Regions from separate parts of the Mus musculus genome. Here all the other regions are linked to region 1. The links are chromatin loops, found by intact Hi-C in ENCODE. Cell type or tissue: left cerebral cortex. All regions are shown on one strand.

Region 1 (4,000 bases):
AGCAGAAGATGGCCTAGTCGGCCATCATTGGGAAGAGAGGCCCCTTGGTCTAGCAAACTTTATATGCCCCAGTACAGGGGAACGCCAGGGCCAAGAAGTGGGAGTGGGTGGGTAGGGGAGCAGGGCGGGGGAGGGTATAGGGGACTTTCGGGATAGCATTTGAAATGTAAATAAAGAAAATATCTAATAAAAAAAGAAAGCATGTGGTAGGCTACTATGGCACAATTATATTATTATGGATACACATGAGTTGACACAAAAACACTATAGAGGAAGTAGAACTACTGTAAATGTGAGAGAGAACCACAATTAACTGACAGTTTATTTTGGACTATACAGCCAGACATGTAGGAGCCAGTAACTTCAAAATGGTGCTAAATCGCCTACAGAGACAACCAGGAGCTCCCTAGCCTAACAACACAGTTAGACTATTGCTGTGCTAAGTCCTTACCCACATGTCTACAGCTAACATGTCAAGGTCTGGGGGCTACTTTCAAAATCCCTGGAAAGTTGGGCCTGAGAACACTTTGCCTTGTAGCTGCCTTGGCCTATCAGGGAAAATGATCATAAGTGTCTTTTGGTCCTTGTCTTTTACCACAAATGCTAACCATTCACAATGTGTCTCTTTTTATCTTTAGGTCTTTTGTACCTGAGCAAGTACTTACTACTACAGGATCTATTGGTGTAAATTTCTACTGTAATAACTATTCCTTGGGGACAGTGGAATGACATACTATGATTTAAATAGGGAGATGTGGGTGTTAAAGTGAGTGATGTAAGACGCACATGCATCACAAGTCCTACAGAAAGAAGGCATAGATGTGGTAGTAAGTAAATAATTTTACACCACTTTTACAGTTCAAAAATCAAAATGGACAAAAAAGTTCATGGTGACATCTGCCTTGACTCACAAGTCACAGCCATTGAGGTTCTGTCCCCTAAGGAACCAAGGCCTAGTTTGTTACATATACTTCCAGAGGTATTTATAACTACACTAGTTTATTTGTTTAATACTAAGATACTTCTGTCAAATTAAATATCAGTTCAATAGAAAAAAGGTGGAAGACTCCTGGATATTTACTCAAAGGATTCCAAGACAAGATACTTGCACATCCATGTTTACTGCAGCAGGATTCCCAAGAGCTAAACTATGGAACCAACCTACGTATCTGTCAAATGGATAAAGAGAATGTGGTATACATACATAATGGAATTTTACTCATCCAAGAATGATGAAATTATGTGCTGTGTAGGAAAATGTGTGCAGCTGCATATTATCGCAATAAGTAAATTAAGTCAGACTCAAAAAACAGATATTGCATATTTTCTCTCATTTGCAAATCCCAGACTTCATAGATATAACATAAAATTATGCATATATTCATGACATGAAAATGGAAGCTTGAATGTCTAAAGCAGGAGTTCTCAACCTGTGGCCACAACTCCTTTGAAAACCTCTTTTTCCAAAAATATTTACATTCATAATATTTACCATTCAGAATAGTAACAAAATTCCAGTTATGAAGTAGCAACAAAAATAATTTTATGGTTGGGGATCACCACAGCATAAGGAAGTATATAAAAGGGTCACAGGATTCGGAAGGTTGAAAAAACGTTGCTCAATGAAAAAAAAAGGTAAATGGCAGAATGCAGGAGGAAAAAAACCTGGAGGATACAGCAGGGTATGAAGAGAATACTGTCAATGTGTACCAAACACTTGTGTTAAAATGTTCTCATGAAATCCAGGACTGTGTACTACGAATATATGCCAATAAAATAGATGAGAAGAATGAGACTTTAAAAAGACTTTAGGGTTTGGGGATTTCACAATTGAACATCTTCACTTACAAAAACATAACAAGCATTTTAAATTTAAATTGTAGTTTCCAGAAATTACTATGCATCCCTATCACACAGCAGACAGATACTCAACCAGTGCTTCCCCTGAGCCTTCCTGCCCTGCATTACTCAGAGACAGGAGAACTACTCACTTCCTCTATTGCCGCGGAGAAATAAAATCTGATTTCTTTGTCTGTGAGTAGATACATGTGCGTGCACAGGTATGTTCAGGTGTGCACACCAATATGCATGTGCAGGTCAGAGTCTCCTGCCTTATCACTAATAATCTTAAGTATATAATGAAAGATTAGCTAATCAAGTAACATTAGAATTCAGAGTTGGATCGAGGAGAAGATTGAAACGGAAGATAAAATATCCTGCAGAAAAATGTTTTCTCACAATTACAAACAACCCACATCATACAACATATAAATATTTGACATATCTCAGCACATCGCACACTGACAAAATAAACCTCTCAATACATTTAAAAGCAGCAAGAAGATCTAAAGACAAAGGACAAAATTATACAGGTATATTATGAGATTTATCATTTATAGCACAACTATCCACAAAATGAAACAGCATACTGGCATGTGGTCCCAGTGGCTAAAACACCGAGGTGAAATTTTAAAGTATATATCAGCAAAAGAAAATCCCACTATTGCTTTAAGCATTAAAATAAAGATGACTGGAGCTGTGTGTGCTAGCTCATGCTTGTCATCCCAGGCTGAGGCAGAACTGCCCTGAAATGCAAGGCCAACCACGGCTACACAGTGAGTTTTAGGACAGCCTAAGCTATTGTGTGAGACCCTGTCTTGAACGAAACAAAGGCCAAAGATAACTATTACTGAATTTCTATGAACATAGGATAATCCTCAGAATATATTTTTATCCCCATTTATTTTTTGTATCTTTGAACATGCATTTATGAGCCCACCAAATGTACTTCCTATTTCACATTGTTCTTTAAGGAGTGGGCTCTGAATTTTGTAAAATAAATATATTCTCATAGATTTGTATAAACATACAAAGGCAGTCTTCATTTCCAACGTGGCTCTGAGTCAATAACCTAAAATGGCAACGTACTTCAGTTCCTCACTATCTGCTAGGAAACATCTCAGTTTACCTGCTTTCCTCATGTCACTCATTTGTGACCAAATAACACAAACTACAAAGGCTCCATGAGCAGGTATGGAGGCCAAAGTCTGTCCTGAGACCTGTGCTTTCCGATAACCAACTAGGTTTATGGTTTTCTGGTTTCAAGATCTATTTAGGCCACTACTTCCATACTGGAAGATTCCTGACAGCACTAGTCCCTCATACAATTTTTCTGAAAGGGTTTGGTAGCCATAAGCCCTGGTTATTAATAACTAAACAGGAACCATAAGACCTGTAAGGCCCAGGACCAAGAGTAATTTCCACATTAAAGATTAAGCTACCTGCTTTCCATTCTCTGTCAGAGATCCCTGAATAGAAATTGAGTGGAGTATATACTGTGATGAAGTAACATGCTCTAGCTTGTGAAACAGTCCATCAGAGTCTCAGTCAGTCTCTCTCTCCCTCTCTCCCTCTCTCTCCCTCCCTCCCTTCCTCCCTGGCTCCCTCCTTCTCTCTCCACTATAGGATGCTGCTTTGAGGGAGTTAACATCTCTGAATTAAATTAAAAAGAATGCTTGGCTCTAGTTTGGAGTCCATTGGGGGTGGAGGTGACAGGAGGCACACAGAGAGAAAACAGGATGACTCAGATTGTGGCTGTTATTATCCATGTCCTAGCCTTGCCCATGTAATATGCTGTATACTACTAAATCACTAAATCCAGAAAGGATAGTGGGATCAGCCCATCCTTAACAAAAGAGGACTGACTCCAAGATTAAAACCATCACTTTTCTCTCCACGAACTCAGAAATGTATGTTATATTTTAGGGTTATAAGAGCTACCCTTGACTTGCAAAAGGCATAACTTCCCAATGAGACATAAGGGTACCTGTCTCTAGTTAGGCCTGACATTGTGGTGTCATCAGTCTGGGTCCTAAACCACGCTCATCTTTCTCTGTATTCCTCATTGCACTTTATTAACAAGAAATGAAAGAACACAAACATCAGAAGTGGGCACCAACCTGCGATGACCACCATGAGCAACCCAAGTCAAGATTTACAT
Region 2 (4,000 bases), 130 kb before region 1:
CTATGTTGGGCTCTATTTAAAAGAGAATGGCAAGAAAGAAAAGTAAGCCTAGATTCGAACTGTAGAAAGTTTGCTGGGAAAGAGCCAACAAGCTTCATTTGCAAGCAAACATCAGGGAGTTCAAGGCCCAGGGAGCTCAGGAAAATTAGAAGTGAAGAAACTGCGTATTCTTACCACAAACAGACATTCTCTCATACAAATTAACGCAGAGAGAGTTCTCTGCTTATGTAGCTTTACTGCTCCTTGGGAGTGTAAAATGTAGAAAAGGATGAATAAGAAAAAGGGGTTCTGCTGTGAAAAGCAAAGAATTCAGGGAAACTGGTCATCTTTTCCTTGCCAAGTTTAAACAGCACCCAACAGAGAGAGCTGCCCAATCCCCTGGTCAGAGAAGGAAACTCAGACAGGAGCCAGCAAACAGAGCTTCCGTCCAGCAATGCACCAGCTGCAGGAGCCACAGCTGTCTCAGACAGAAGCCAGGGACAAACTATCTTCTACTTCCTCCAGGGTAAAGTGCAAAGTGTTTTTCTGCCTTTTTTGTTTTTTCTTTCTCCTTTCCTTGTTTGATTTTGTTGTTAACAAAAGGAAATGACAGTGCTTGTAAAGCACATTCTACTCAGAGGTGAAAGAAAAAGCCTCAAGTGGTCAGAAGCCTTTTTGGACTCGCAGAGGATGTGGCTCACCCAGCCAAGAGGCCCTGATCTGTAAACAAGGCCCTCCTCCCACTATCTCTTCCAGGATGCCATGCAGGAAATACAAATCAAAGCAACATGCCAAGTCTTAGTGAAGGAAAGCCAATCCCACGGAAATTAAGCTGTTTTTTAGTGACTATGTGAAGCCACTCAGTAAGATCCTAACTAGGATTCTGGCACTGTCACTATCTAGCAGCTAAGGAGGGGCAGCCCTACACTCTTGCACATGAAACCAAATTCCCAGAAGAAAAAAAACATTCTTTCTAGAAGAGTTAAGGATTCCCATGAGGCCTTGAAAAGGCTAAATAAATAAATAAATAAATGTAAAAAATCAATAGGAACAGATCTTAAAAATCCTGCCCCAGAAAAGTGACTTCAGTGACAATAGTACAATGGTATCTAAGACCATGTGAGCAAAGCCATCAGCTGCTGAGCCACTCCAGGGCACTCACATCCCTCCCTCCTATCTAACCCAAGCACCCAAAATGCCCCACTTCTGAAATATTACATCCCCAAGGGTTGACGTCAAAGAAGTTTTATCTTTTCTTCTCATCCTCTTTCTCATTCCTTCCTCCTCCCCTTCAATTCTATCAGTTTTTTATCTGTTCTTTTTTCCTCATCTCTTCCTTCTTTCAAACCTCTCTTCCTTCCTGTTTTAGAAAAAACAAAGAAGTCTCTCCCAGCATAATCTAAGGGGCAGGGCAGCTTAGCTGAAAGTATGGACACTGTCTACACACACACAAAGGCAGCATGGGTTGGGGCTACCCAAGCTAGAATCTGCAGCTGAGAGCAAGAAGAGTGGAACCTTCTAATCACTAGAACCAGGGAACTGACTCTGTTACAGCTGACATGACAATAGCGACAATAGCATATCTACAATAATTCTGGGGTCTGGCATGGTTATTGACTTTTAGATCTAATCAGGACAGAACTCTACAAAACAAATGACTGCCCAACAAACACTAGCTTAGAACAGAGAATGCCAGAAAAAAAAAGACAGCCCTAGAAATCAAATATATTCAGCTTTAGGAAGCTTCCCACCCCCACTCCCTACCCCACTACAAATACACTGAACTAGAACGGACCCAGCTACCCATTCTAATCAGAGTCAGAATCCTCTTAGTAGTTGCATGCCTTTCCCAGCAGAGGTCACTTCTGTCTACAATGTCAAATAGGAAAAGGATACAAAAGCACCGATGATGAAAATGGGGCTGAAAACGTGTTTCTGGAAGGTGAACAGTGCCAGGCCCATGTAGGAAAAGATGAAGTTCTCTGCCAGGAAGTGTAACACCTCAAAAAGCTGCAGGAAGAAGGAAAAGGGAGGCTGTGAACACTGCATTCCTGGCTGCATTCCTCCTGTCCAGCTACTTGGCAGCCCAGCGGGCTCAAGGACCACTCTTACCTGCTTGCTTCGACTTCGAGATTCTACTGACAGGTTGTTATATGTGTAATGAGCTTGTGTAATCCCACAGAAAAGGACAGCTACAACACCTGTCAAAAAGAGTTTCTAAACGTCAATGGGAAAGACGAGACCAAAAAAATCTACTGACATGAAAATCCATGGCATGCGAGACTTGCCTAACTCCAATCCTCCTTCCCTCCCTCCCCCTACCGCCTTTCATCTGCTCCTCCCTCTTTTCCTCTCTCCCTCCCTCTCTTACAGGCCCTGCTGCAGCCCAGCAGTAAACCTACCTGTAAACCCACAGGCTTCCGCCAGGAGAAAGGTACTCCAGGACATCAGGAAAAAAAGCGCTGTCTCCAGCAGGGGGAAGCAGTGCAGCTTAGTAAACTTGGTCACGTCAGCACCAGGTTAAGGACAGCAGCTCTGGGCAGGGGCAGCAGGGACACTTGAGATCCCTATTCTTTTAGTCTGAGAGCCCCCTCTCTGAGGGCCAGCCATTCCCTATACATCCTTGGAGGGTCTTATCTCTTATTTTAAATGTTACAATGTTGGGATGGAACTTAAGAGCCCAAAATATGCTATGCTAGTACTCCATCCACCATTGGGCCACACATCCCTGACCAGATATTTATTAATTTGTTTGCTTGCTTGTTTATTTATTTATTTCCTTCCTTTCTTTTTGAGACAGGGTTTTTCTGTGTAGCCTTGGCTGGCCTGGAACTCACTGTGCATATCAGATTGGCCTTAAACTCACAGAGATCCACTGGCCTCTACCTTCCAAGTGCTAGGATTAAAGGTGACACAACCACACCCGGCTCAATTTTGAAGTAACATAAATTAAAAATTAAGCTTTCTGGTTACTGGTACTGTAGATGAATTGTAAGCACTTGCCTATCACATTAGAGGTCCTATATTTGATCATTCCTCTACCATACAAATTAAAGAAACCTTCCAGTAGAATACAGGTTACCAGGACCAGAGCCAGAGTGCAGAATTCCTGTTGAATTGGCACAGAGGGCCTGTCTGAGATGAGGAATAGCATTCTTGGAACAGGTAGCAGGAATGCCTAGACAATACAGGGAATTTAGTGTGAAACAGTTCACGTGTGTGTGTGTGTGTGATACACATGTTCGTGCTAAGCAAGCATGTAAAGGTCAGAGGATATCTTGTAGGAAGTAGTTTTCTTTCACCACATAGGCTCCAGGGATCAAGCTCAAGTCATTAGGCTTGGTGGCAAAAGCCCATAACTATTGTGCCATCTTGCTGGCTCCTGTACTTAATAACTAAATTGTGTACTGAAGCAATTTTTACTATATATTGTGTTTTTAAACTTAGTAAAGTAAGGAATTCAAAGAAATAGAATTATGTACCCTAAATGGGTGGGTTGGATAGTACATGAATTATTATGATGCTATGAGTAAATATGTTGCTACAGGTTTGACTTGACAGGTTAGTCCTCATAGAGCTGGAAGGCCTTAGGCAGGCCTGGGAAGACAGACTCGTCAGGCTCTGATCCCCATGGATCATTAAGACCTGATCCAGGTATGGGACAAAAGAGAAGAAGTCTGTAACTTCTGAGACAACAATGAGGTGCTGGGGTCTACTTTTAAGAACACCAGGGATCTCCCTTCTCCTACTGCCATTCAGTACACCATCAAAAGAACGATCAATCTAAGATTCTGATCTGAAAGCAGGAACTGAGAACTTGCTCTTTGCAAACTAATATGTGTGTGTGTGTAAAACCAAGTCACAAATAAGTTCACTGAGCAATTAAACCCTCAGTACCAGGGTCTTTAAACAAACCTATCTTAATTTGTGCTACTGACATAGAAACTACTGGCTACTTGTGGTTTCTCAACACTTAAAATGTAGTTAGTTAGGTATACCTGAGATTTTACAAAGAGCAAAA
Region 3 (4,000 bases), 120 kb before region 1:
TATATAAGAATTGCCTTTTAAAAAAAAATGCAGGGCATCAAGTGTGGGATGGGGTTGCCAACTCACAGTCAAAAACTCTGACCCATATTGTTCCTGTCTGAAAGAACTGCAGGGACAAAAATGGAGAGAAGCCTGAGAAAAAAGAGGTCCAGTGACAGGCCCAAATTGGGATCCAGCTCAAGAGGAAGCCCCAAGGTCTGACACTATTACTGAGGCTATAGAGTGCTCACAAAAAGGGACCTAGCATGACTGTCCTCTGAAAGACCAAACAGCTGAAAGAGTCAGATGCAGATATGTGCACCCAACCAATGGACAGAAGCAGCTGACCCCTGTTGTGGAATTAGAGAAAAGCTGGAAGAAGATGAAGAGGGAGGGATACCCTGTAGGAGGACTGGCAGGCTCAACTAACCTGGACCCCAGAGGTCTCTCAAACACTGTACCACCAAACAAGCATACACCAGCTGATAGGAGGCCCCCAACACACATACAGCAGAGGACTGCCAGGTCTGAACTCAGTCAGAGAAGATACACCTAACCCTCAAGAGACTAGAGGCCCCAGAGAGTGGGGAGGTCTGGTGTGGCAGGGGAGTGGGGGGTGAGGACATCCTCGTGGACATGGGGGTAGGGAAATGTATGAGATGTGCAACAGTCAGAGGGTAGGTGGGGAGGAGGATAAAATTTGGATTGTAAAAAAAAGATTAAATAAAATTTTTTAAAATGCAGCTCTTGAAGAAAAATTAACAACGATAACCACAAATGCTGATGACTTACCACAAAGCAGACACCATGCTAAGCATTTTGTAATATAATTGAGTTCTTATAAAACCCTATGAGGAGGCTATTATTACTATTAATCTCATTTAAGGGTAAGAAAACAGACTCTGTGCAATTCTTGAGCTGCTCTGTAATTTAAGTATTGAAATCCCTCAAATCTCAGTGATTAATACAAGAGAAATTTCATTCCTCAGTTACATCATATGCCCAGTGTGGACTACCATGGGTGGGGTTCTGTCCACACAGCTACATGGGGACTCAGGGACTCACAACTGATGGAAGCAAAAAAAAAAAAAAAAAAAAAAAAAAAAAGAACAGTGCCCAGGCTTGGCAGTCTAGAAGCAAGAGACCTAGGTCATTAGATACTATCAGTCAGGGGGTCTTGGGAAGAAACAAAAGGCAAGCTAAGAAGGGTTTTATAAGGAAGTTATTTATAAAAGTGTGGCAAGAGTACAGGGAAACTAGAAGGGAGAACAGTACTTGAGGCTGAAAAAACAGGGTACTTTCACCCACAGGCCTGAAGGCTTCAGGGCAAGGAACAGTTACCAGACCCTGAAGTTGTAGGAACTAGGCCATCTGACGGGAGGTGTAACTTCTGATGAAGTGGTACAACTGGTCTGCAGGATTCCTATATCTGCAACCCCCTTCCAGTAGCATTCACTATAAATGAATCTAATAGGAAAGCAGAAAGCAAAGGAACCTATGTAAGTCAGACTTCCGGGGCCGAAAAAGAGGAAAGGGTGGCAGGTAAATATGATGGGCAGGCAAAAAGTATGCAACAGCCATCAACTGTTGAAGAATTCAACACACAGCAAAGTCCAAAGATTTGGTAGGCTGGTTACTTTTCTCATACCAGCGACCTGAAAAGCAGAACTTAAAGAAGGAAGGATTTATTTTGGCTCATGGTTTGATGGAATATAGTACATCATTACTGTGAAGGAATGGTACCAAGAGCATGAGGTGACTGTATTGAGTCTACAATTAGAAAGAAAGGTGAGATAAATGCTGATATTAGCTGACTTTGCCTCTTTTCCCTGACTGATCAATCAGTCAAGAACTCCAATGCCGGGCATGGTGGCGCACGCCTTTAATCCCAGCACTTGGGAGGCAGAGGCAGACGGATTTCTGAGTTCGAGGCCAGCCTGGTCTACAAAGTGAGTTCTAGGACAGCCAGGGCTACACAGAAAAACCCTGTCTTGAAAAACCAAAGAAAGAAAGAAAGAAAGAAAGAAAGAAAGAAAGAAAGAAAGAAAGAAAGAAAGAAAGAAAGAAGGAAAGAGAAGAAGAGAACTCCAGCCAAAGGAGTAAGTAGCACCCACATTCAGAGCATGCCTTTTTATTTAATTAGAGATTTTCTTTATTTACATTTCAAAGGTTAGCCCCTTTCCTGGTTTCCCCTCCGAAACCCCCTATCCTCTTCCCCTCCCCCTGCTCACCAATCCACCACACCCACTTTCTGAGCCTGGCATTCACCTACACTGGGGCATAGAACCTTCACAGGACCAAGGGCCTCTCCTCCCATTGGTGACCGACTAGGCCATCCTCAGGGCATGTCTTAACCCCCTCCATTAATGTCCTCATAGGCTTACTCAAAAATATTCCTTATTAATGTCCTAGTGTTTCTTAAACCAATCAAATGAACAGTTAAAAGTAATCATCACATTTAACAAAGTGGTGGATTATACAATATAACTTCAAAGACTTTTCTGACTTTAGAACATGGTTTGCCTAAATACTATAATTAACAGTAAAAGTAATACATATTTGATTGCACATTTTTAGATCTGAAAGCATATCTAATAACAATAGATAGTTACATAGAACTGGTATGGATCTTAATTCTTCTTTCTTCCTGCTATTGCTTTATAAGGCACCCTGTGGTGCTTCTCCTTAGCAAGTCTATGTCTGACCACAGTGAGGAAATATCCACAGCACACAGCGGCATCCGAAAGAGGATGGTATAGAGATAACAAGAGTAAGAAAGTCGCCTCTAAAGGAAGAGCTTTTCCCTGGTTTAGGTGTAACTTAAATAAATGTCCCTCACACTTTCACTAAAAAAGGGTTAGTCCCCTAGGTGTCAGCATTAGAAGATGCTGAGGATCACTGACAGGTAGGGCTTCAAATCGTGTTGTGGGGGATCCTAGTCTCTCTTTGTTTCTGAAATAAGAAGCTCTTTTTTCTTTCTGTCTGTCAATACCATTCCATACTAGAATTTGTGCTAGATGGCTTAGGAACAAAAAAGCAATCTGATCTAGTCCCCTTAACACCAAGTCCTTGCTCAATGGTCCATAATCATCAGGTGAGCATTTATCAAAAGAGTGCTTACAGTTGGAATTATATATATTTTGCTGCTCAAAAACATCTCAGTGGCTCTTCAGAGAGTCATTCTCAAGACTGTAACTATCCAAAGAATAAGACCTCAGAAGACTCCATAGGAGAACAGATTCCCAAATCTTATCATTAAACAGCTAGATGTAGTAGTTCACACCTGTAAACCACCACTTACAAGGGCAAAGCAGCAATGAGGTCAGCCTGTGCTTCACAGTGAGTTCTAAACCATGCTGAGCTACAATGAGGCCCTGTTTCCAAAAAGCAAACAAGCAAGCAAGTGTACCTAGTCTCTTCCCACTTATACCCAGCAATGCATCGAACTCTGATGTCTGTGATTCTCTACCCCCACACTCCCACTTAGTCACTTACTAAGTACTCCAATTAGGAGAGATTTAACGTCAGTAATTTTGGAATTCACAAAACTAAACTATATTATTATTAGTTATTTGGCCCTACACTAGTTTTGTATAGAAAATAGCTATGACATGAGGGTCACAATAATAGAAGCAGGCTAAAGAATAACTTCAAGGCAATTTTTGTTGATACCACCAAGTCTTCACTTGGGCCTGTGCAGATGCCTAGTCTTCCCCATATCACATGGGTACTACCATTTTCTCTTTTTTATTAATATTTTCTTCATTTACATTTCAAAAGTCCCCTATACCCTACCCTTGGCCTGCTCCCCCACCCACTCACTCCCACTTCTTGGCCCTGGCATTCCCCTGTACTGGGGCATATAAAGTTTGCAAGACCAAGGGGCCTCTCTTCCCAATGATGGCCAACTAGGCCATCTTCTGCTACAAATGCAGCTAGAGATACGAGCTCTGGGGTACTGGTTAGTTCATATTGTTGCTCCACCTATAGGGTTGCAGACCCCTTTAGCTCCTTGGGTACT

Evidence for each region. Peaks named below come from ENCODE experiments on the same cell type or tissue, not always from the same donor. Only the 100,000 strongest peaks of a DNase experiment are listed, where the experiment ranks them.
Region 2: a loop joins it to region 1, with 2.6 times the contacts of the local background. A loop is called at or near these places in 3 of 42 quality-filtered maps.
Region 3: a loop joins it to region 1, with 5 times the contacts of the local background. A loop is called at or near these places in 3 of 42 quality-filtered maps.

What each region holds. Positions count from the first base shown.
Region 1 is chrX:20,286,914-20,290,913 of GRCm38, forward strand. The region is part of intron 1 of Slc9a7 (solute carrier family 9 (sodium/hydrogen exchanger), member 7); the gene reads right to left. Among named protein-coding and RNA genes, the nearest start is that of Slc9a7, 2.9 kb to the right of the region's middle. In left cerebral cortex, no CTCF peak of the experiment used is centred here; DNase peaks (open chromatin) are centred at 2,031, 2,495, 3,179, 3,494 and 1 more place; H3K4me3 peaks cover 2,020 bases.
Region 2 is chrX:20,160,053-20,164,052 of GRCm38, forward strand. Slc9a7 (solute carrier family 9 (sodium/hydrogen exchanger), member 7) reads right to left here. Exons shown (of 17, transcript NM_177353.4): 8 at 2,382-2,487; 9 at 2,092-2,180; 10 at 1,876-1,989. Among named protein-coding and RNA genes, the nearest start is that of Chst7, 100 kb to the left of the region's middle. In left cerebral cortex, CTCF peaks have their summits at 1,824 (motif pointing right) and 2,442 (motif pointing right); DNase peaks (open chromatin) are centred at 391, 1,867 and 2,450; H3K27ac peaks cover 448 bases.
Region 3 is chrX:20,170,384-20,174,383 of GRCm38, forward strand. The region is part of intron 5 of Slc9a7 (solute carrier family 9 (sodium/hydrogen exchanger), member 7); the gene reads right to left. Among named protein-coding and RNA genes, the nearest start is that of Chst7, 110 kb to the left of the region's middle. In left cerebral cortex, no CTCF peak of the experiment used is centred here; no DNase peak of the experiment used is centred here.